Linked DNA regions of Mus musculus: region 2 is linked to region 1. A link is a loop called in an ENCODE intact Hi-C map of the cell type or tissue named here. Cell type or tissue: left cerebral cortex. All regions are shown on one strand. Each heading gives the region's core, and the rest is flanking DNA. Links, peaks and the distances in the headings are about the cores only. Region 1 has its middle 90 kb from the start of Cavin2. Region 2 overlaps Tmeff2 (transmembrane protein with EGF-like and two follistatin-like domains 2).

Evidence for each region. Hi-C counts contacts between places; a loop is a spot of excess contacts. Peaks named below come from ENCODE experiments on the same cell type or tissue, not always from the same donor. Only the 100,000 strongest peaks of a DNase experiment are listed, where the experiment ranks them.
Region 2: a loop joins it to region 1, with 5 times the contacts of the local background. A loop is called at or near these places in 2 of 42 quality-filtered maps.

The regions. Positions count from the first base shown.
Region 1 is chr1:51,193,681-51,205,194 of GRCm38, forward strand. No RefSeq gene overlaps it. Among named protein-coding and RNA genes, the nearest start is that of Cavin2, 90 kb to the right of the region's middle. In left cerebral cortex, for the core only: no CTCF peak of the experiment used is centred there; a DNase peak (open chromatin) is centred at 5,966; H3K27ac peaks cover 1,011 bases.
Region 2 is chr1:50,974,697-50,986,210 of GRCm38, forward strand. The region is part of intron 4 of Tmeff2 (transmembrane protein with EGF-like and two follistatin-like domains 2); the gene reads left to right. Among named protein-coding and RNA genes, the nearest start is that of Tmeff2, 53 kb to the left of the region's middle. In left cerebral cortex, for the core only: no CTCF peak of the experiment used is centred there; DNase peaks (open chromatin) are centred at 4,852, 6,110 and 6,660; H3K27ac peaks cover 1,610 bases.

The DNA.
Region 1 (11,514 bases), core at 1,577-9,576:
TACAGATCCAAATCAGAAAGGGGATCTTACTGTCAATGCATTGAAATCAGAGAATCCCTAACCTGAGGCAGGTGCTTCGCCTTTGCAGCTCTACTGTTAAGACTATAGTCGACCACCTGTCAAACACTGCTGTGAGAAGACATTGATGGACGACCGTTCACTCTGATTTGCATTTGATGTAAAGAAGCATGATCCAGGAAACAAAATCACTTCCCTTCAGAATTCTTGACATTTATTCTGCAACTAGCTATGACGTGCAGAGGCATGTTCAGGTCTGAGTTCCCCAAGGCTTCTGTGGGAAGGTTTCACAAGATTTCTTTTGAACAAACGTCTAGAGATAATGTGAAGCCACTGGAGATTAGGAGAAAATCCTTCCACTCATCTGTGTCTTACTTCCTTCAATTCGTCCTTGCAGATCTCTCTGTCAGAGCTCTAGCCAAACTGCAGAGACACAATGTTTGATTCTTGTTGGTCTGCTTTGCTTCTTTCAAGTCAAGGGCTTTCTATTCTCTTACCTTGCTTCCTCCCTAGGTCTAGCTGCTTCCTATTCTGCCCAGGACTGTGACACCCTTCCTTTAAAATGCTGGAATTGACCTTGAATGTTCCATTCTTTGATCCTTCATGGAGCTGTTCCTTCACAGTACCAAATGCCTTAAAAGTTCAAACTTAAAGAGTGGTCTGACTCAAAGGAACGCTGCTGGATTTGAGAGTAAATAGACAAATCAAAACCCTTCCCCTGTGACAGTCAGGACCCTTCGCTGAGCTTGGGAGTAATGCAATGAGCTGTCCTGTCCTGGTTTCATTTCTGTGACTATGAAGAAATATCTGACAAGCAGCAACTGAGGACATTATAATTCCATGTTATGGCCCAGCATTTTAGGAGCATCAAGGCAAGAACTCAAGCAGCCGGTCATATCACATCAACAGTCAGCAACAAACAAAAAGCAAGGGTATCTTGCTTGGTTGCTAGACTGCGCATACTCAGGTAACATTCTTCATTCTTAGAGAGTTCAGGCCCCAACCCATGAAGTGGTGCTGCCTGGATTCTGCCATGATTTTCTCACCCCAGTCAACAATCAAAGCAACTGACTGAAGACATTTGAAAAATCCAACTCAACCTAAGTAGTTCTCCATTAGCACTCTACACAAGTAATTTTAGGGATGTGACAAGTCACTGACTTAGTTTTACTAGTCATCGTGGAGAATTTTAAGAAACTGTTACCACAGCTTATGGATTGCAGTAATGTATTATACACACAAAAAAATTACAATTTGTGAATAGAGATAAACTAGAGAACAGCAAGCATTTACTCCTGCTCATCTTTTTAAGAGACGGGAATTTTTTGGGTCACTCTATGAATGTTCTTTCACTTATTTCTTGTAGTGAGTCTCTAATATATCTTATAACAATATCAGTTTCATGATAATATAACTAGAAATTTACAAATAACTTACCCAGTGTCAGAACTGGAAGAGGGCAATGTTAACATGAGAATCCAAGTCAACCCCAAATCGATTTTTTTACACCGTGTTGTCATCCTTGCCTGGGAAGACAAGTACATCTCTCACCTACCTGTAGAGCAGGTGAGGGTTTATCTGAGTGCTACTGCAGTTGCTCTGACGGTTTTCATGTTTCCTGTGGAAGCCATCCTGTCTAACATACATTGCTCCTGGCTCTTTTGTTTCTACCTTTCCTCTCTCTCCTCCTGCCCATTCCCCCATCAGAATAATCTTAGCAATACAATGTCTCTTTCTAGCTAAAGTACAGGTGCCAAGAGCAAGAGTTGAACAAGATAATTTTAGACATCAAAAGTGAGAGAATCCCAGAATTTATCTTGTTCACATTCATATTTACCTTTTTTTTTCATGTCTCTAACATTACTTCAAGAAGTGTCCACCCTCCTAAGATCTAGAAGTCTGTCTTGTTATAACCCAGTTGGTAATGTTTGATAAATGAATGAGTGAGTGAATGAATGAATGAATGAATGAAACTGAAGTCATTCTTGAACTTCTACCAAAGATGCTGGATAAATTGCTCTATACATATGATACCACCCTCCAATAGCACATAGCAACAGAAACTGAAGGTGTGTTCATTTTGAAAGTTAGTCCTCAAAAAAGATGCCCTAAAGGTCACACTGATTCTACAGAGTCTTTAAGGGGGAGAGTAGTTAGCATTCTTTTTCCTTTCCTTTTCCTTTATTCTGATCTTGCATCAGGCTGACTTAGCTTCCAGGTGGCTCCCTGATGGGGCAAAGGGTATGAAGCTGGTGTGCTATAAATTATAGTGATTACAACATGACAGCAAGCCCCCAGCTGAGGCCTGGAACTCCCTGCTAGGAGAGCACTCAAGGACATTCAGTCTCCTGAAGGTTTAGGAACTCAAACGGCTTTGCCTACTCCCAGAGCTTTTTAACTTCTATAATTCTGACACTTGTTGGATGCATTTTATCTCCCAATCCGTTTAATTAGGAGACATCAGATTAAAAATGATCTAATGCTTCTGAAAGGCACTTGAACTCCAAGACACACTTACAAAACTGTGATCTTTCCTTGTCTCTCATTCCATCCCTCCAGCACCCATGATGGACAGTGTGAAGAAACGGGGTCTTGTGAAACACCAGTGGCCAAAGAAAGAAAAAAGGACAGTGCAGTAGAGCTCACGCAGGAAGCAGTGTGGCCGGTGTCAGACACAACCCTTTCCAATAGCCAGGATGAGAATGTGTATGCCTTTATTTCCCATCAGCATCTCTTGCTTCTGGGTTTTTCTTTTGTAAAAAGAAAGAACAGCTGTTTAACTGGCTCTGAGATCAGAAATAGCAAAAGGTGGACTGGGTATAGGCTAAAACTGAAGCATACATGAAGTTAGGCAGCGAGAAGCGAGAAGGGAGAAGGCATAGCACACACTAGAGTCTCTCGTGGTCCAGATTCTGTCAATACCCATCCATTTTCAAGGATACAGTTTTTTTTGTTGTTTTTTGTTTTTTGTTTGTTTTTCGAGACAGGGTTTTTTTGTGCAGCTCTGGCTGTCCTGGAACTCACTTTGTAGGCCAGGCTGGCCTCGAACTCAGAAATCCGCCTGCCTCTGCATCCCAAGTGCTATTAAAAAAAAAAAAAAAAAAAAAAAAAAAAAAAAAAAAAACCTTGGCCACCGAAGATCAGTAATTCCAAAGCTACCAAGGTAAGAGCTATAAAATTGATCCTTTCCATGGGGACAGCCACAAATGAACTGTTTTCTGAATAAATTCTCTCAGCAATAGCAAGCAGGGAGGCCACTCAGGACAGCCCGCAACGCTGGATCTCACCTTCCAAGCTTTTTGGGACAGGAAGAGGAGTTTAGAGAGAGAGATGGGGGAAAGCTATTTGCAAAGTAGTGTTTATTATACTATACCACAATGCTTTAAATTTTCAGATAAAAAGAGCCTGCTTGGCTAATGATCAATAGATATGACTAGGAAGATCAAATGGATTGGAGGCAGCCCTGTAAGGTCAGATGAATGGAGCAATTTCTACAGCATCTTTGGTAGAAGTCCAAGAATGACTTCAGTTTCATTCATCCATCCATTCATTCACTCACTCATTCATTCATCAAATAGGTCAGATCAGATGTATTGGAGGCAGCCCTATAAGATACTAGCAGAGACTAAACAGGTTTTAACTGCAGATATTGCTATTATGTGTTTGTATGTTTATTATTAAAATTTCATTACTCTTTTCTTCCTTGGTTTAAGAAAAGTAAAGTAGACATCCCATGGGATTTGACTTTGTTTTGTTTGTCATCTCCATTGAGCCCATTCAAATCTGTCTTGGGTCCATTGAACTCCAGGAAGAGGCTGTGAGAATGGAAATATATTAAAAGCAACACCCTTATCTAACTATAAAGGGCTTTTCCAACTCTATGTCCTTCCACATTGCGTACATGGGACCCTAGCATGGAGTTAGCTGTGTACTTTCAATTTCTGGATAGAAATTGTTATACAAATGAGCTGTAAGATCTCTGATACCCAGCAACTTAGTCTACTAGTGGGTGGTTCAAATCTCAGAATAAATAATTTTAATAAATTGTGGAAATCCATCTTATCATTCTCTTTTAGTTAATGTTTTGAAGCTTGGGTAAAAGGAAATGAGTAAGAGTCACTGGGATTGGCAGGACAAGCACCATCTTGGTAAAATGGTTATTCTGTAGGCCATTTGAGAAGTTTTGCCCAAGCAGTGGGATACCCTGAGATATTATGGCCAAGGCATGCTGAAATTGTATCAGCAGAGCATTCTGGTAGTAAAAGAGAGTTCTGGGTGGAACATAATTTGCCTTGTGTTGCCTGGTGTTTCATAGTTAGTGGCATATTCTTTTGACTTTCTTGTCATAATCTAGTCTAAGAAACAAAGAGACCAAAACCTTGTACGATAGTGACCAAAAGCTTACCAACGAGCAGGCATTACTGGGTGCTTTGGATCGTGTTTACACTTCCTGAGAGAATTGTTCACTCTATAAGTGACTCATATAACAAACAAATTCCAGGTTTACCTCTCAATCTTTGAATCTCCAAATGGTACAAATCTTCTGAATCAAGACTACCTGCTGCCTCGTGTCTCATTAAAGGGCCTGCAGCCTTCAGCAGGATGAGACTTACTGACCATCATCATGTGCTCTTGATGCACATGAGCTCTTGAAAGAGGAGAAAAGAAAGAAAACAAAGAATCCACCCTAAGGAGTCCTGTAACCAGAAACAGTTGTAGTAATACCTGTATCTTCAGGGTGGGTAAAGAAACCTCCCTGCCTTGTGAATGTCTTGATTTTATTCCATAGCTTAGATATAATTTAGAATGAAAAGGAGCAATGTAATTAACATTATGGAGTGTGTGTGTGTGTGTGTGTGTGTGTGTGCTTACAGTCTCGAGTGTGTGTATGTCAATGACCCATCAGGCCATGCAGCTGTTAAAATGCTTGGTTGGTTCACGTTTCTATGAATGCCTCTTGAAAGTCAATTTAAACTCCCAAATTTGAAGAACTGCAAAGCTAAAACAACAAACGAAGTCCAGTGTGTGACTTCAATAGGAGTAGATAAAAAATTTCAAGAAGGTTATGTCAGATTTTAACTTCCCTATCATTATTAATTTAATTTCCAGTCATTATGATAATACCAAGCATTTAGAATGCATTTGGTGTTTATGTAAATGAAATTACTCCTCAAAATTACAATTTCAAATTAATATGCTATTAAAAATGTCACCCCAAAGTGCTTTTATTATTTTGCCAGTGAAATAAACATTCCCTGTTTCTTTTTATAAGTGAAATTTCAGCATTAAAAAAAACCTTCCTTAGATTTTTGAAAAGTGTGTTGTTTCTGTTTAAGAATTCTCCTTATGCTACATTAGTGCCATGTTCTTTGACAGCATAAAATATGCAAATATCGCCTTTTAATGGTGATTTTTCATTTTGTTGCTGTCGTTTAACTCAGAAACAAGTGACGCTGTTGCAGCTTATCACTTACAGCAGTGAAGGCACCAAATTCATGTTTATGTTCAGAACAGAGCAGTTGACACAGAAACAAATACGTTTAAAATGCCATCTGTGCCACACTGGCTTCTTCCTCAAAGGATAATAGAGCTGTTGAAACTCAACCTTGGAGAGATGCTTGGAATTGTGGGGCAGAGAAGACATGCCATGTCGCAGAACACATGAGCAACAAGGTTTGCTCCATTTGGACAGTGGTCACAGAAAAGACAGAAAGGGAAAAAGGGAGAGAGCATAGGTGAAAACCACAGCTTCCTAGGAATCTCCACATGTGCACCAAGAGCTGCCACCCTGCTTTTTGCACTTCACCTCCCAGACTGCCCATATGGCTCCCTGCCTCACTGCCCACCGCTCCTTGCTACCTCTCCATGTTACACATCGCTCCATCTGTTGCTGGTATCCAACCTGATGCTCAGGAACCCTCTGAATGCTGTATGCTGAATTACGTGGGAGTGGCAACTTTTGTGGCTGTTGGAGCTGATAGAAGCAGGCAGCTGGGTGGGAGGAACGTTGGATGGCAGAGCTTTGCTGCAGCTACATCCATCCTCCGTGCCTAGCAAGGCTGGCTCTCGGGTAGGAGCTGATGTCTGATCTGGAGAGATGCTAGAACATATAATGTAGGAAGCTTTCTACCATTCTGTACCAGTGAGAATGTGAAGCGGGAAGGTCCATTAATGGGTCATTGGGTAGAGTATCATACTGAATGAGATTTTTTTCTCTTAGCTTGCCTGAGGTAAATGATGCTAGGCAATTCTCCTGGTGCGGAGATCCTCACGTTCAAACTCCGTAGGTAGGAAAATGAGGTTTCTTTGTGGTCTCTCCCACACAAACATTCTAATGTAGTTAATCAGCATTCATAGACCCTTTGGCAGGCAATGATAATCATTATAATACTTAACATTAATTGCACACCTGTTCACTGTGCATGTGACTGCTGTTAGCTGCTATATGTGCTTGCTCTGCTGAACAACTTCCCCCATTGCCCTCAAAACCACTCCCTGCAATCCACACCCTGGCCCAAGGCCTCCCTGTGGTTTGGGAGGTGGACAACTCTGGACTTTCTCTTTAGCTCTTAAGTGGGCTCAGCTTACATGTAATTTACCTCAAGTATGGTGATGGGAGAGAAGAAAAACAAAAACAAAAACAAAAACAAAAAAAAAAACAAAAACAAAACAAAATAAAACAAAAAAACAAGCACAGGCATTATTCTAACCCTGCCCTGTCATAGCAGGTTGGCTGTGTCCTATCAAAACATCTGACCAATGACATATTTCACTGATCTCCCTTGTCGCTAGATATGGTAACTCGTCTCCACCTCAGTCCAGAAACATGTCAATATTGTTTGTAAAAACTGGGGCCATACATGAGTTCTTCTGAGAAAAGTCACTGAGCATTATCACAAGCCAGTGATATGAAATAGTTCATGAAACAAGAATTGAGACCTCTTAATAGCCACACAGTTAGCTTGAACGTTGATCCTTCTCCTATTGACCCTTTAGATAACTGCAGTCCCAACCAGTAAATTCACCATCACCTGTGACAAACATTAAGCTAGAACCTCCCAAGTAAGTAATTTGAATTCTTGACCCATAAAAATTACGATATAATCAATATTCGTTGTTTTTACCAAATAGGTTTTAGAATAATATACTAAATGACAACAGGGAACTTACACAGGACTGGACTCTGACATTTATTGTAGAGGAATAGAATCTTAAGGATGAATTCTCTGCGTGGGTTCTGAGCTCTATGAGTCTTATAAGAAAGCTGGGCGGTGGAAATAATCAACACCTACTTGGTTCCAGACACATGCTGACTCATTGACAGCCTGCTCTGTAGCATAGCAGTAGCTGGGTCATGCAGCTATCTGACTCCTAACCAGCTATATAAATTATATAAAGAAATCTTTTACATGGATCATGCCAATGAATAAGGTTAAATTCCTTCAATTTCAAAAATTTAAGAAAGATGTTAGTGAAAAAGTTATGAAAGAAAGAGAGTCAAGTGCAAGAAGTGGATGAATGTCTCTAACTCTACCAGAAATCAAATGAAGGCCACCAATTTCCTTCCTACAGTCTGCTGTTCTTATATGACACAGTCTTCAAAGAAATCCAATCCATTAAGCTTAAGCTAGCTCTCCTCTTGTTGAACAATCAGGTGGAAGAAGGTAGTGTCACATAGTGAAAAATATAGTTTTCAAAGGAAACAGCAGGCCACTAGCCCAGCCACTGTGCTTTCCTTAATGGACTCCATATTTTTACCTCTGATTTTTCCTAATGACCAGTGCCATGGCATCCTATCAAGAAATCAGGGCTCATTCGTTAATCAAAAGTACCTAGATCTGCTAACACACTAATATGGTTCATAGTGCAGACCTAGTGTGCTCCGAGGTCCTTTGCATCCCTACTATGTCACATATGAGAATGACATGATAATTAGGGCTGCTCCTTTATTATGATTACTTATGACCCTGAAAGTTGAGCTAATCACATAGGTACTTTTACTTTTTTGCTTTTACTTGAGCATATTGACGGTCACCACACTCTGCCCATGCAACACACATGGTTCATAGACTTTCCTCTCATGAAAAAGGCTACCCGGGAGTGTTTTCTGACACTGAAGAGGAAATGCAACTTTCCCTTTGATAAAAGTCTCATCCTTTTATAATGAGAATTTGTATACATAGTGCGTGGCTGCCAGATAAGAAGTTATGACCTCCTAGTAGCATTCATATTAAAGAACAGAAGATAAAGACCAGTTACAATGGTGAAGAAGCCTTAAACAAGCCTTGGCAAGGAGTCGATGCTTTGTAATTCAGGGATTATGAGACACAAACGGGAAGCCTGCATTTGTTTAAATGTGTTCGGCAGCCTCCTGAAGTTGTGCTAAAAGAGTATGCACTGTTATTATCCTTTGCTTCACATTTGATAAATACCTCAGAAGCGTTTTAAATTATAAAATAAAAAGTCTGGGGATTTAGTTCAGTTGGCAGTGCGTTTATGAGGCTTTGAGTGCCATCCTCAACACTGGAAAGAAAGAACAAAAGGAAGGAAGGAACGAGTGAAGAGAGGAAGGAAGGGAGGGAGGGAGGAAGGAAGGCAGGAAGGCAGAAAGAAAGGAAAGCTGGCAATTGAAGCCATATACAGAAGAAGTTTTGAATGCATGAAAATTATCTGAGACAGTTGTTCACCCTGGTTCCATATTTTCAGATTCAGTTGGTCTGAATTCCCACAAGAAGAATGGAAATTTAAATGTTTAATAAGCTCCCCAGGTGATTCTGAAAAAGGACACTTGCCTGTCACCAGTGCAATATCCTTGTAGAAAACAACTGAAGCCTGTTCAGAATCTAAACCAGCCAGGTCTAGCTGAAGAGACACAGATCCTCCTAACTTGTATGAACCCGCTCACATTGCCAAGTCATTGTGGTACCCAAAAGGATTTACTTCTGACCTGTGGCTTAGAGTGAGGGGAAAAGGTCAGTCAACTGAAAGTTCAAACAAGCAACGGGCACTCTGAGAAGGCTAACAGGTCAGCTTAAGCATGAGAACTCCTCAGCTTGGGTGTCTAGGGATCTTTAAAATACAGAGTAGAAAGGTCAGAACCAGCCAAGGGGTAGGAGGGGGAGTTCTAAATGCTCGTAAATGAAGCAGTAGAATATTTTGTTTGAACAAACAGTCACCACTTAAAACACGTTCAATCGTGGCCCATAATAGCAAGTTGATTCCAATGCTACAAATTTGGTAGCTCTGAGGATGCTGTTATCAAACAATTTCCCTGAAGATCTGCAGCCCTTTACCAACCCTGTGTGTCAGGCACAATTGAACCTTCGCCACTGAATACTTTCTGTTATTCTACACCTACAAGTACAGGTGCTTAACATTAAAGACGGAAAATTAAAATCCAACAGTTAATTCAGTTAACCTGCTTTACTCACAAACACCCTGAAAATGAGGAGCTTTCGATGTCTGTGTAGGTTTCAAAGATGGATGGCAGAGAATACCAAAACAAAACAAAACAAAACAACAAAACAAAACAAAAAAATATCTTGTTATAGTGAATGTTCAGTGTGGGTTCAACTGGCCAAGGTTGCTGGCCAATGGAAAGGGATGCTTGTACAAAAACAGAAAAGTAAAGACAAGCCTTGTATATACATGATCAGGCACAGGGGGTGGGGCCAAAGGCTTAACCTCAAGGAACGAGAGTAATGGAATAAATATGAAGCTTTCTTTGCTCTAACTTATTTTAAAAGCAATAGCAGAAAGAGGAGGAAAAATGGAGGCATCGTAGAGTCAGAAATTGAAGTTGTAAGGGATTCAAAAAGATAACAAGACAAAAAAGCAACACCTACGCTGGTCCAAGGATTGGACATAAGAATCGCGTGGGCTTTCTGCTGTTCTGACAACCTTTCCCCACCCTAGTCCTCTGCAGTACTGGCTTCATATGGTCCAGCACTGGTTTTGAAGGCAAATTCATTAGATTCTACAAGGAAGACTGAATGCAGCTCTCTCAGGATGCACTGACCCTCTGCAGCCATTTCTGTACGTATTCACGGAAGCTGGATCCCTAGGTGGAAGTGGCTCTCCCTGCAGGTGTTGATCATCTCTCCTTCTGGTCTTCCTACCGCATTTTATCAAATTAGGTCTTAGTACACCATCTTATTGGATCTAGCAGATTAGCGCTTCCTAGGAGATGTTATGCTGATTACTGTGTGTCTCTTACATGAGACACAAGTTACACAAAAAATACCCCATACTCCAGTGGTGGGTGGTGTCATGTTTGAAAAGGAAACACTAACTGGAGAAAATCCCAAGAAATATACGTTTCTAACCAGAGCAGCAACATCTGGCCACATTTGTCTCTGAATTTTTTTTGTCCTAAGCATCTCTGCGCTGTGCCAGAAAAAAAAATGGCTATAAAAGTAAGAAAAGAGAAAAAAAAAAAAACTTCAAGTTACCCAGGGCAGACATCAACCCCTAAAACAGAGAGGAACAGAATCTTGTCCTTCTAAACTTTAGTAGAATGTTGTTCTATTTATTCAAATCAAGCATAAAGAAATTAGATAAAACACTCTAGGGAACAACTGAATTTTGCTGTCTGCAGTTTAAATAGAAAAGAAGTCAGGTAACAATACAAGTAACAAAATGATACTATCGATGAACAGCTCATCTATTACAGAAAAGCAACAAATAAGGATACTTATGTGCAAAGTATGAGGTGAAAGAAGCTAATGAATGAGCAACTACAGTATCCTCAGAACTCCATCTGTGAACTAGAGATAAAATTTTCACATCACTTGTCCTGAGTCCCTAAGCGTGTGCACACAAATTCCTGTAAGAAGAGCAGTCAAGTCAAGGGCTTCTACCAAAACCAAGAAGAATTCTTAGTAAAATCATTAATCCCCACTTCCACCCTCTTTTGGATATGCCCACCTTACCCCAACAAATGCGGCTTCTGAAACCAGTGGAAGAATAAACAAAAATATGGGCACTAACCAGTGAAGAGTTTTACACTTACTCAAGCCATGAACTGTGAGTTCGTTCAAGTTAAAGTAACTTCTCAACCCTTATAATTTTCTCATTCTTTAAGGAGTTCCTATTAAGTTTTAAATGCTTCCGAGATTAAAAGGGTATATTAATGTTATTAGAGATCTGAGATAAAATACCATGCCTTGCAGGGTATCTTTGCATTTAATGAAAACATTTTCATCATGTTTCTAGTCTATTATGCCAGATATTCATTTCAGACGTTGTAAGATAATCTTATTTTAATTAGAAGAGATATAGCAAGTATATTAGAGTAATACAGTTAAATATATTCATCAACTTCTTGTCAGTTAAAATGCCTCCTCCAGAGTTTGCTCTGCCAATGTGCTATCAGAGGTATGGGTACAATTAGTATGCAAATTCAAAATGACTTGTAGGGAGACTTAAATGACTAGATTACTATTTTCTAATGAGTCCGAATATAAGCCCATGTAAGAGCTGCAGTGTCCAATATGA
Region 2 (11,514 bases), core at 1,624-9,623, 220 kb before region 1:
GATACAACTGTAAGGCATTTTCTCAATTAGTGATCAAAGGGGAAAGGCCCCTTGTGGGTGGGACCATCTCTGGGCTGGTAGTCTTGGTTCTATAAGAGAGCAGGCTGAGCAAGCCAGGGGAGGCAAGCCAGTGAAGAACATCCCTCCATGGCCTCTGCATCAGCTCCTGCTTCCTGACCTGTTTGAGTTCCAGTCCTGACATCCTTTGGTGATCAACAGCAATGTGGAAAGTGTGAGCTGAATAAACCCTTTCCTCCCCAACTTACTTCTTGGTCATGATGTTTGTCCAAGAATAGAAACCCTGACTAAGACAGGTAGTAAATATGTGAACAGAAAAATTATTTGTCAAACATGACAGAGCTGCCAAACACATAAACTCCAGTGGTTCTGGTTGTGACTGCAATGACACGCCCTGTATAATATCAAACCAACTAGGACTGTACCATGAAGGCAGGAGGTGGGCACAAAGTCCTTCCCTAGTGGAGGAACAATTGGCAATTTCTGGATTCTGGGGCAGAGGGATAAGATAAGTTTTCGTGGGGTATGGTCCCTGAAAGGGAATTCACTCTCTTGTAGATACTGCATATGCTCACTACTACAGAGAAGCAATACTGAGCAGGCTCAATCCTCAATTGGCTTTTATCAATATTATTATTATTATTACCTTTATGTTTATAGTCTAATAGTTACCCCCCCCCTCCCAGTCAGCCCTCCCACAGTTCCTTATCACATTCCTCCTCCCCCTTGTCTCCAAGAGGATATCCCCAACCTACCCTTAACCTCCTGTCAGGCCTCTCTCTGGGGCCTCAAGTCTCTCCTGGGCTAGGCACCTCTTATCCCACTGAGGCCAGACCAAGCAGTCCTCTGCTGTATATGTGTTGGGGGCCTTGGACCAGCTCCTGTATGTTGCCAAGATGGTGGCTCAGTGTCTGAGAGATCTCAAGGGTCTAGGTTAATTGAGACTGCAGGTCTTCCTGTGGGATCTCCTTCCTCCTCAGCTTCTTCCAGCCTTTCCCTAATTCAACCACAGGGGTCCCCAACTTCAGTTCAATGGTTGGGTGTAAGTATCTGCTTCTGTCTCAGTCACCTTCTTGTTGGCCCTCTCTGAGGGCAGCCATGCTAGGTTCCTGTCTGCAAGCACATCATAGCATCAGTAATAGTGTTAGGCCTTGGAGCATCTCCTTGAGATGAATGCTAAGGTGAGCAGATCACTGGACTGACTTTGCCTCAGTCTCTTCTCCATTTTTGTCCCTGCAGTTCTTTTAGACAGGACCAATTCTGAGTCAGAGTTTTTAACTGTGGGATGACAACCCCATTTCTCTACTTGATGGCTTGTCTTTCTACTGGAGTATTCAAGTTCCCTCTCCCCACTGTTAGCATTTCATCTAAGGCCCCTCCCTTTGAGTCTTGAGATTCTCACATTCTGGTATTTTTTAGAGGGTTCCCCTTCCTCCCACCCACTGAGGTTGCATATTCCAATTCATTCTGCTGGCCCTCAGGGATTCCTTCCTGCCCCTCCCCCCAAAATCTGATTATGTTCCTCTTTTCCCTTCCCCCTCTAGTCTCCCACCCAGGTCCCTCCCTCTGTCTGCTCCCAGTGATTGCTTTCTTCTCCCTCCCAAGTGAGATTGAGGCATCCTCACTTGAGCCTTTCTGTTTATTAATCTTCTTGAGTTCTGTGGATTATAACCTATTTATTCTGTACTTTTTTGACCAATATAAAATTATTAGTGAGTAAATATCATGCATGTGTGAGTTCCCCATTCAAGATGATATTTTCTTGTCCCATCCATTTGCCTGCAAAACTGAGAATGTCCTCATTCTTAATAGCTGAGTAGTATTCCATTGTGTAAAAGAACCATATTTTCCAAATCCAGTCTTCTGTTGTAGGATATCTGGCTTGTTTCAAGCAGCTGTCCATCACAAATAAGGGCACTATGAACATAGTGGAGCATGTGCCCCTGTGAGATAGTGGAGCATCTTTTGGGTATATGCTCAAATTTTCTGAGGAGCCTCCAGATTGATTTCCAAAGTGGTTGTAGCAGTTTGCAATCCCACCAGCCATGTAGGAGTGTTCCTCATTCTCCACATCCTCACCAACATGTGCTGTCACCTGAACTTTTGATTGAGTAATTCTGATTGTTGTAAGGTGGAGTCTCAAGGTCGTTTTGATTTTCATTTCCCCGATCACTAAGGACTTTGAACATTTCTTTAGGTGCTTCTCAGACATTCAAGATTTCTCAGTTGTGATTTCTCTGTTTAGCTGTGTACCCCATTTTTTGATTGGGTTGTTTGGTTTTTTGGAGGTTAGCTTCTTGAGTTCATATATTTTGGGCATATCAGATGTGGATTTTTAAAATGCAGAGGACACATGAACTTGAAGGGAAAAGTTGAGTTGATGCAGATAGAGGAAGAATTGAGTGGGGAGGAATGGTAATGAACACATTTTAGCAAAGCACATTATATAAATGTATGATGTCTCAATCACCAGAAAAAATATACAACCAAAGAGATTTTATTACTGTCATCTTTCATGAAAATAGCTCTTTTTAGATTATAAGAGCTACTGCATTTTACTTAAGCTGGAATTACATTCGAATGCATAATATGTATTTTATATGTTCATGAAAATTCTGCTTCAGTTACTCTCATAGAATTTTAACTAAAGTTCATGAAAATTTCTTCATTTTAAAAAGAAATATAAAATTTGGATATAAAGATGTTGATTAAATTACAAGTAACATTAAAGTTCAAGTTAGTTAAATCAAAAAGACTGGTCACAAAATTGAATTGTATAGAGTGCTTGCATTCATGCATGAGGCCCTTAGTACCATAAAGAAGTACATGAAGACATCATTTCTTTTAAACTACATTTTTTACTATTTATGAAATATATTTCTTTAAGCAGAGGTAGTATGTCTCTTTGGCATTTAAACTAATTATTGAACTTTAGTATTATTTCTAAGAATAGTAGTTTAAATATTTAACTATAAGTTGTGTAGTTTTGATGAAAAATTTTAAACTTAACAGTTGTTAGTTTTAGACACGAGACAAGAAGTTGGCTATTGTCTTCATGCACAAATCTCAATACTAGGATTCTAACGGGCAATGACATTACTGTTTGTCTTTATGACACTGAAATAATGTTTGATTATATTTAAGTTTTGCCATTTTTGTTTATGACAGTATAAAACAATTTTCAGTGCTTCTTATCCTTTTAATCTAATGGCCCAGAAGTTATTACAACTGTTCTTATGAGTACGTATTAAGCAAATAACAATTGCTAGTTGACATAAACCAGATACCATTAATGGATCAAGTGGCTCACCTGATTAAATAATTTCCAATTGCTCAGTCTGTAATCTTTGCTAAAACGGATGGCTATCTATATAATGTAGGGGAGTATAATATAAAACAGGTGGCCTTCAACCATGTGAGGGCATCGTGCTAATGAAGTTCATAGATACTGTGGCTTTATAACAGTAGATAAGCCAATCAATTGGTAATGTAATTCTCCTCCCTTCTGGCCACTCATGACTTTTGTAGCAACATCCAATTTCTTCTGTAAGATACTGTTGTTTTAACTACTATCATGGTTTTTCTCTTGCTTAACTACCTTCCATGAGGTTAAAAATGATGGTAAATTGCAAATTGCAATTAAATACAATATCAATAAGATAGTATACTAGCTATAAAATAACCTACAGCATAATATTTGATTTAGTGCTGACTTTAGCCAGTTAAAGAAAATGATGCTCCTATAATTTTTTCAGAGAACCTGTGAGTAGTCATCCTGTCTGTTGGTGAGATTTAGTATTTACAATGTCAAAATGAGCTCTTTGCCATGACTTTCTGTCATGCTTATCCCGCACTGAGTTAAACAATACAGATTAGTGAGTATTGTGTAATAAAAATGGGCAGATCCCTGGTGTGCTTCATTTCTGATTATGTACAAGTGCTCTATTCTTTGGTGGGTAACTCATCCTTCTCCAGATTGCTCCTTCTTCCTTGTGATTATGGGACCTTAATATCTTCCTCCTAACCCATTTTTAATTCTTTAAGAATATGGTTCACAAAGGCTCTGAACAATTACCTTCATTCCGTGGGGAGCACCTACCATTTTATTCCATTCAGACTCCCTTTGGCTGAATGTTAGAGAATGTCTGGGCTAACCTTTGTAAAGCGTACATTTCTTATGCCCTCCATGGAAATAAGACATCTACCTTCCTTCTAATAATGCAGCTTCTCGGGACATTACCCAAGGATGGCAGATCTAAATGTAGGCAAAGTGTGTGGAAAAAAATTATTTCTTTGGTGTGGAGTAGAGGAAGCCTTGAGGGAACGAGTAAAGAGTGCTTAAGTCTTAGGACTTAATGTCAGAGTCCCAGGCCTGAGAATAACAAATCCACCTTAGCATGAGCCTGCCAGAGTTCTTTTAACATCACATTTGTTCCTTGACGTGAATCTGGATATACTAAAATTTACACGTCAATAATATATTTTTTATTTTTCTAAATAAATTCACATTTAGTAGTTATAAGGATCATGAAAATATAACAAATTAATGTTTCTCTTTGGATGTTACCGGACACTGGAATCACAGAAAAGTTTAGCAAAGTGATGCTGATATTAAAACCATGTACTGCATCATCTTTAGAAGAGACCAACTCAAAGGAAATAATACTATGTAACCCATCTAATACTCATCTCCTTAAAAAGAACGAAAATGCGAACCTGACATGCTGGAGTGAGCCTTTTCTACAAGCGTATGGACTAATGAGGACCTGGAACTCAAGACAAAGAGAAGCTGCCAAGGGAATCACAGAGACAAGATTCTTGCCACCACCATCTGCTTACTGTCTGGGGATTTTCATAGGAGCCAATGTAAAAATAAACAGTGAGGCACTGTTTAGACAGTGGACTGTGTTGAAGGGAACAATACCAGTTCCTTAAGTCTGAGACACTTTGGGGAATAAAGTCAAACCAGAAGGAAACTTAGTGGGTTGCAGAGAACTGTCCATGTATCATAAAGGCAAGATATTGCTATTCTGTGTCCTGCTGTGGAATAATTAATTGTGCACTATGGGAGACACCACACACACACTCGGGTCTCTGCTTCATAGGTTTGTTGCTTAAACTTTGTAAATAGTCTTGGACAGGACAGTGTTGGAAGGAGTAGTTGAATGTGTTGTCCAAGATGCACAATAAAAACTTAAGACAAATGAACTGTGATGATTTCAACATTGATCCCTATTTTCTAGGACATGTCTGGCACTTGCTACACCAGAGTTTCTATTAATTTTCTGGTCAATGTAAGCTTGTAGTTTATAATTAATAATGTCTATGTCTCACTATCCTGTCTGTATTTTTTAAAAAATATAATAGGTTAACTGATTTTACATTTGGAAGAGATTTACACAACTAAATTTTTAATAGTATATTTTTATTTATGCAAGATAAACAAAACAAGTGGGGCTTACTAACATCAGCACAAAAGGTGAATGGCAACAAAATATTGGCATCAGAGACTTACAAGGAATTGTTCTGTGATGAGTCTTTTGGATTAGGGAGTACAGCAGAGACCACATAGGGAACAAAAGCTGAACGCAGTTAGTGATGGGCTAGGTGGCATTTTGCCTTCATTGCATCACTTGTTCAATAGATGAATCAACTTATAGTCATGTGAAAGTACATAGTTGTGAGTGCAGAATGGAATTGTTATTACATGCATCTGTGGTGGGAAGCTGATGTTCTGACATACTCCAGTCTAGTGCATTTACTGTTGCGCAGGAGTATGTGCATCCTTTACTGCCTTCACCCTTAGCTTCAAGGCAGAGGAGAGTTTACTGGTGTAGTAGAGATGGAATTCATAAATGAAACCCAGGCTCTTCATGCAGTGCTTGCTTCTACTTCTTCCCTGTCTTAATCTCATACATTCAGAACTCTGTTGCCTAAGAAATAGCAACACTAATAGCCCATTCACAAAAGAGCTCCACGGCCCTGATTCTCATACAGAAGTTTGAAGGTAAGCACAGGCACAAGCTGAGCTTCCCTCAATGCTTCCCCCACCCCACTCACTCTGCTAGCCTCTCCTTGTACACACACCCACTCACACGTATTTTTGGAGGCAGAGGAGTACTGCTTGCTTCTGTGCAAATTAAGTTGCAGAAGAAAATAAATGTTGACGTGAAACTGAAATACACTCACCAGGCTGGGAAGAGCTTCTGGAGAAAGCGTCCTCTGGATGCCATTCTGGGGTTCCCAGCTCCCTTCAACTCAGCAAACTCTAGAAGACAATGAGCCGGATTTGAAAGCAAAATTAGAGGCTTAGAAGCCATGGGCATCAAAAGATTGTTTGCTTGTGGTGCAGGGAGATGGAGAAAAATAAGCAGGTCTCTAGTTCATTATTGCCAGTCTTTTTGGTTTTATATATATATGGAGATGTTTTGGATCTTAGGGACCTCCTAGACACAGAAGATAATCTAAAAATACACTTGTTTCAATTTTTAAAAAGCCACACATGTTTAAAAATCTTCCTGGGAGGTAATCTGTTAGATGAGGCTGTGATAATTTGGCTTCCAGCAGTAACAACGTATGCCAAAAATGAATCATGAAGTCTAGACAAACGCCACTGTTTTCTTCCAGAGGCGGCCAGCAGATGCTTTGTGTTTCTTGCACTCTCTAACTGGCTAGATTAATTTTGTACCATGCTTTTACTCTGCAATGGCCTTGGAACCAAAATATATATATAATTTTAAATGTGTCTTTCGGCCATTTAGATTCCCTCAGATCACTTGCTGTAACGTTCTTCAATATTAACAAAGAGTAAACTGCCTTGTGAAAAGCCTATCTGATCATCCACGATGTACCACACAGCTCTGCTTAGGCAGGGAGATCACAGGCAGTGTAATAAGGACCCCAGAGATGTTCTGCAATTGTCACAATTCCTTAATGCATGAGGTATAAGAAGGACAAGGCAAAGGAAATGCAAGCCTGGGGGAACAGAGATCTCAAGTTTGTCCATGGGCTGTCAATCAAGTACATAATTACAATTCTGGTAACCTCATTTTCCACTTCCATGATATTCATAATGTAAGAAAACTGTGAAACCGTGAAACCTTTCAGATCAAGAACACTCTTCAAAATACTTGTTATATTTGGACAAATTCCTTTGCAAATTTTCCAAATGAAATAGTCACAGAATCCTACAAATCAGGACCTTTTTCTTTTCGAGGGAACCAATGCACAGAAGGTCAGTAGAGCCTGTCCTTGGAAGATAGCTTAAATTGACAGTCTGCACAATCCAAATGCAAGTGTTAGCTGCAATAATTGTGGGAAACATGATTGAGCTTTCTACTCATTACAAGCAATTCTCCTAAGCTTCATAGACAGACTTTCCTTAATTGAGGAACAGGCATTACCAATGAATTTTTATGAGTTCATTCATTCTAGAACATTTCATCATAGTGCAGTCAGATTATTATATTAAAAATGTATATCACAACTGAAGCAGTTTTGTAAAACATGAGCTAATACACTATTGTAACTATTTATTTTTACCTTAGAGATGTAGACAAGAAAGCAAACTGCTTACAGCTTGAAAAATCATAACCACCAATAGCTAATGATTGAGATGTTGCAACTCAGAGACAGACCTCTCTTTGACCACACGAAAGTAATTACTATTGGTTATGAAGAAATGAAAAGGTCACTTAAGGTTCAACTAAGACGTAGCATACATGGATAACAATTTAGCTGTTGACTGATAATAAAAGCTAAGTTTAAGTCCACCAGAGCAGGTGCCTGCCCTCTGTGACTTAGCCCTTGCTTGAACTATGAGATATTAGTCTCTGCTAGCATTCCTATTTGCTGTTTTAAAAATAAAATAGATACCAAAAATACTACAAAATGAAATCACCCAAGATATTTTAATGATAGGAGATGAGCTCCAGAGGCAGGAGTCTGAAGTAGGGTCACATCATAGTCTCCTTATAATCTCATAAATTTTAGTGATGATTTTAATATATTACTTAAGATAAACACAAAACCCACTTATGATGTCTTAAAATTACCATTGAAATATTCATGTTTTCTCGTAGTTATAGCCTATCTTATTGTAGCCATAGCTTTCTCTTTGAGTTTACCATGTGTAAACATTCCCAATGCAGCCTCCCAAGGAGCCAACATTGCTTAGATCTCAAGAACCTATAAACAAGAGAAGTATAATCATGGCCATCACCATGATTGACTACGGATATGACTACGGGTCCCTGATGCAGAGTTCAGCTAGGTGTTTTAAGTATAGTTTGTTGAAGGACTTTTGTTCTCTTTATAAATTTAAAAGTATTGTTAGATAATATGCAATTTAAAAATAATTTACACACACATACACATACGTGCATGCACACACACACACACACACACACACAAATGCAGGCTATTGCTAGGAGCCTCTGTAAAGTTTACGAATTCAGAAACAAGGCATCCACCACTCCCCCCTCCCCCAGTGAATCAGAATTTCAGCATTCTACAGTGACTAATGTAATGAGTGAGGAGACACTTCACAGAAGAGTTTGAGAGTTGGGCTTTAGAGAAAATGCTGTCATTAGACTCCAAATACCAACATAACTATCATTTGGATCAAGAGAATCAATGAGGAATATTAATTAAAATATTTTAAGTCAGTAAGTGGTTCTATTCCTCTTAGTCTCCTCCCCCTCCACACCCACGCAATGCAACATACACAGTACACATACACATTCACACACAAACGCACACACATAATGTACACACATATATGCACACACACATGCGCGCGCGCACACACACACACACACACACAATCAGAAGACCTCCTTAAGAACAAACCTAGAGTTCCCATTGGTTATTTTCTACCATATTCTTACTGGGGAACAGGCTCTTTTTCTCCTACCTAAAAAGCTTAAATTTTCTCATGGTTTTCATTGTCGTGGCATCTGAAATGATGATGGAGTGTCAGTTACTCACTCTTGTGCGCTATTTACATTTTGTGAAGACTGTCAATTCTTCTTCGTCTATATCTTTTGAGGTAATAGTAAATACAGATGTGTACATGATTAATTCTCCACTTGCTCACATTTGGATATAGGCTATGTTGCTAACTGAATCTTATAAGCAGTTTGTAGAGGAGACAGAAAGATGACAGAGGAGAGAGAAAGAAGAGCAGTAATTAGAGACAAAATGCAGAGAGAGTGGAAATAGAAGAGACAGAGATAGTCAGAGGAGCATATCCAGCATCTTTTTTATACATGGTTATTATTTTTATTAATTTTTCTCATGTATTACATCTGAACCACAGTTCCCCCTCCCTCCCTTCAGCCTCTACTCCCCTCCCATTTCTTTCCCCCAAATCTACTTTTCCTCTTATTATAAGGTAGGTATCCCAGGGATATCAACCAGTAAGACTTAGCACCTTTCATATTAAGGTAGGGTGAGGCAATCCAGTGGGAGAATAAAGATTCTCAAAGCTGTTAAGGGCATCAGAAACAGGCCTCTGTTCACTCTTATTTTAAGAGTCTCACAAGAACAAGGAGCTACAAAACTATAGCATATATAGAAAGGGCCTAGGTTAGACCCATGTGGGTTCCCTTATTGTTAGTTCCATGTCAGTGAGCCCTATATATGTCCAGGTTTGTTGATTCTGTGAGTTTTCTTGTGGTGTCCTTGACCCGACTAGCTCCTACATCTTATACATTGCTGTAAGAGTACAGAAAATTGATCCAGATTAAAGGAGTAAAAATAAAATAAGGTAAATAAATAAATAAATAAATAAATCATTGCACTCAGCTCAGGAATGATGTGATCTCAACTCTGAAATGGTCAAATGGAGAAATGGTGGGAAAGAAGAAAGAGTGAGGTGGGATAGAGAAAAGAGAGGAATAACAGAATGGGAAGAGAAAAGAAGAGAGAGACGGAGATTAAGGCATGTCCACCATTTTTTACACTGTTGTGAATGGCTTTCAAGTAAAAGGTAAGGTATGCAGGATTGTTCACAAGTAGAATTTTTTCTCAGCCATCAGCCATGGAGAGAGAGAAAAGAGAAAGGGGGAGAGGAAAAAGAGAGGAAAGATAGTTCTTCCTTCCTTGTTCTTCATCAGGGCATGAATTTCTAGAAATACCAGAGTAGCAAGGTATAAATAATTCTTATATTGTCCACTATTCTGATTTCTATGGATAAACACTTAATTACCTTAATAAGTCCTAAAGACATAGATGACAACTGAGATGCAAAGAAGTAAACCAAGGTTTCACCTGGTGATTGAATATGAGAAATGGTTTCTGGAATCTGTGACCTTACACATATTCTGTTCTCCTCAGGCAGAAATTTACATGTGTTTGCTCAGTTTTACAGAAGAAATATCCGTGAATGTTTTGGAGAATGAGTGCTTTCTCATTTTTATTATATGGTAGACATAGCGTATTTTAAAATGTATCATCTCACACACATGCATACACACATACATACACATGTACAAACATACATATACACACACAGATACACACTCATACATACACACCATATACATACACACATATACACATACAAGCGCACACACACACACACAAATACACTAGTTTAATATTTTTGTGGTTTATCTACCACATAAAGAACAGAACAAAAGTTAAACAATTTAGTAAAACTACTGTTGGAAAAGTAGGAATCAAATAAGAGTCATGCATGGCTTTTATTTCTTCTTACTATTATTAGGAGAAAAAAACTAGAGTAAACAAAGAATGAAGTAGGAATAGGAGACAAAAAGCCATTTTTTTAATATTTAAAACTGTTTACAGAATCAGAGTACCCTGCTTATCTAATGTTGAAAGCACCACCTTTAAAATATTTGAAAATTTGATTTTTCATACAACTATTTCCTATAATTGATTTCCATACATTTTAAATGGAGCAAAGAAAGGTAAATAAATTACCAAGGGATATTTAATGAGTAACGTGTGAAATGGAGAGGTCTGTGGGGGCGATGACAATTTGGATGACACGGTGGTGAGCCATAATGAAAGCTCTCCTCTGATGGACTTACATAGAACTTTTTATGTAGCAGAAATTATATTTTTAATAATGCCCCTAGATTTATGATTTTGTAAGTGTGATCATAGCAACTGAGATTTTAAAATAACCTAATAATAGTTACACTATTTTTTAAATCACGATTGATTGTGTAAACTCATAGCTAATAAATACCTTTAAAATAACTGGGAGCAGAAGGTTACAGAGTATAAAATCAAGCAAAATAAATAGCTGTGTGTATAATATTTATTCTAAATTAAAAATAGCGGCAAATGAGATAGTAAGAAGAGACTATAGGTCTTATATCTTTCAGCAAAAGTGCTTGATAAATGCAGAGAATGCTACAGCAAGGTGTTTCCTCAACTCAGAAATTAACAAAAAATGTGCGGTTGCCATGGGGATATTTAAGTTACAGAAAAAAATAAATCAGGAAATGATGAATGTAATTAATT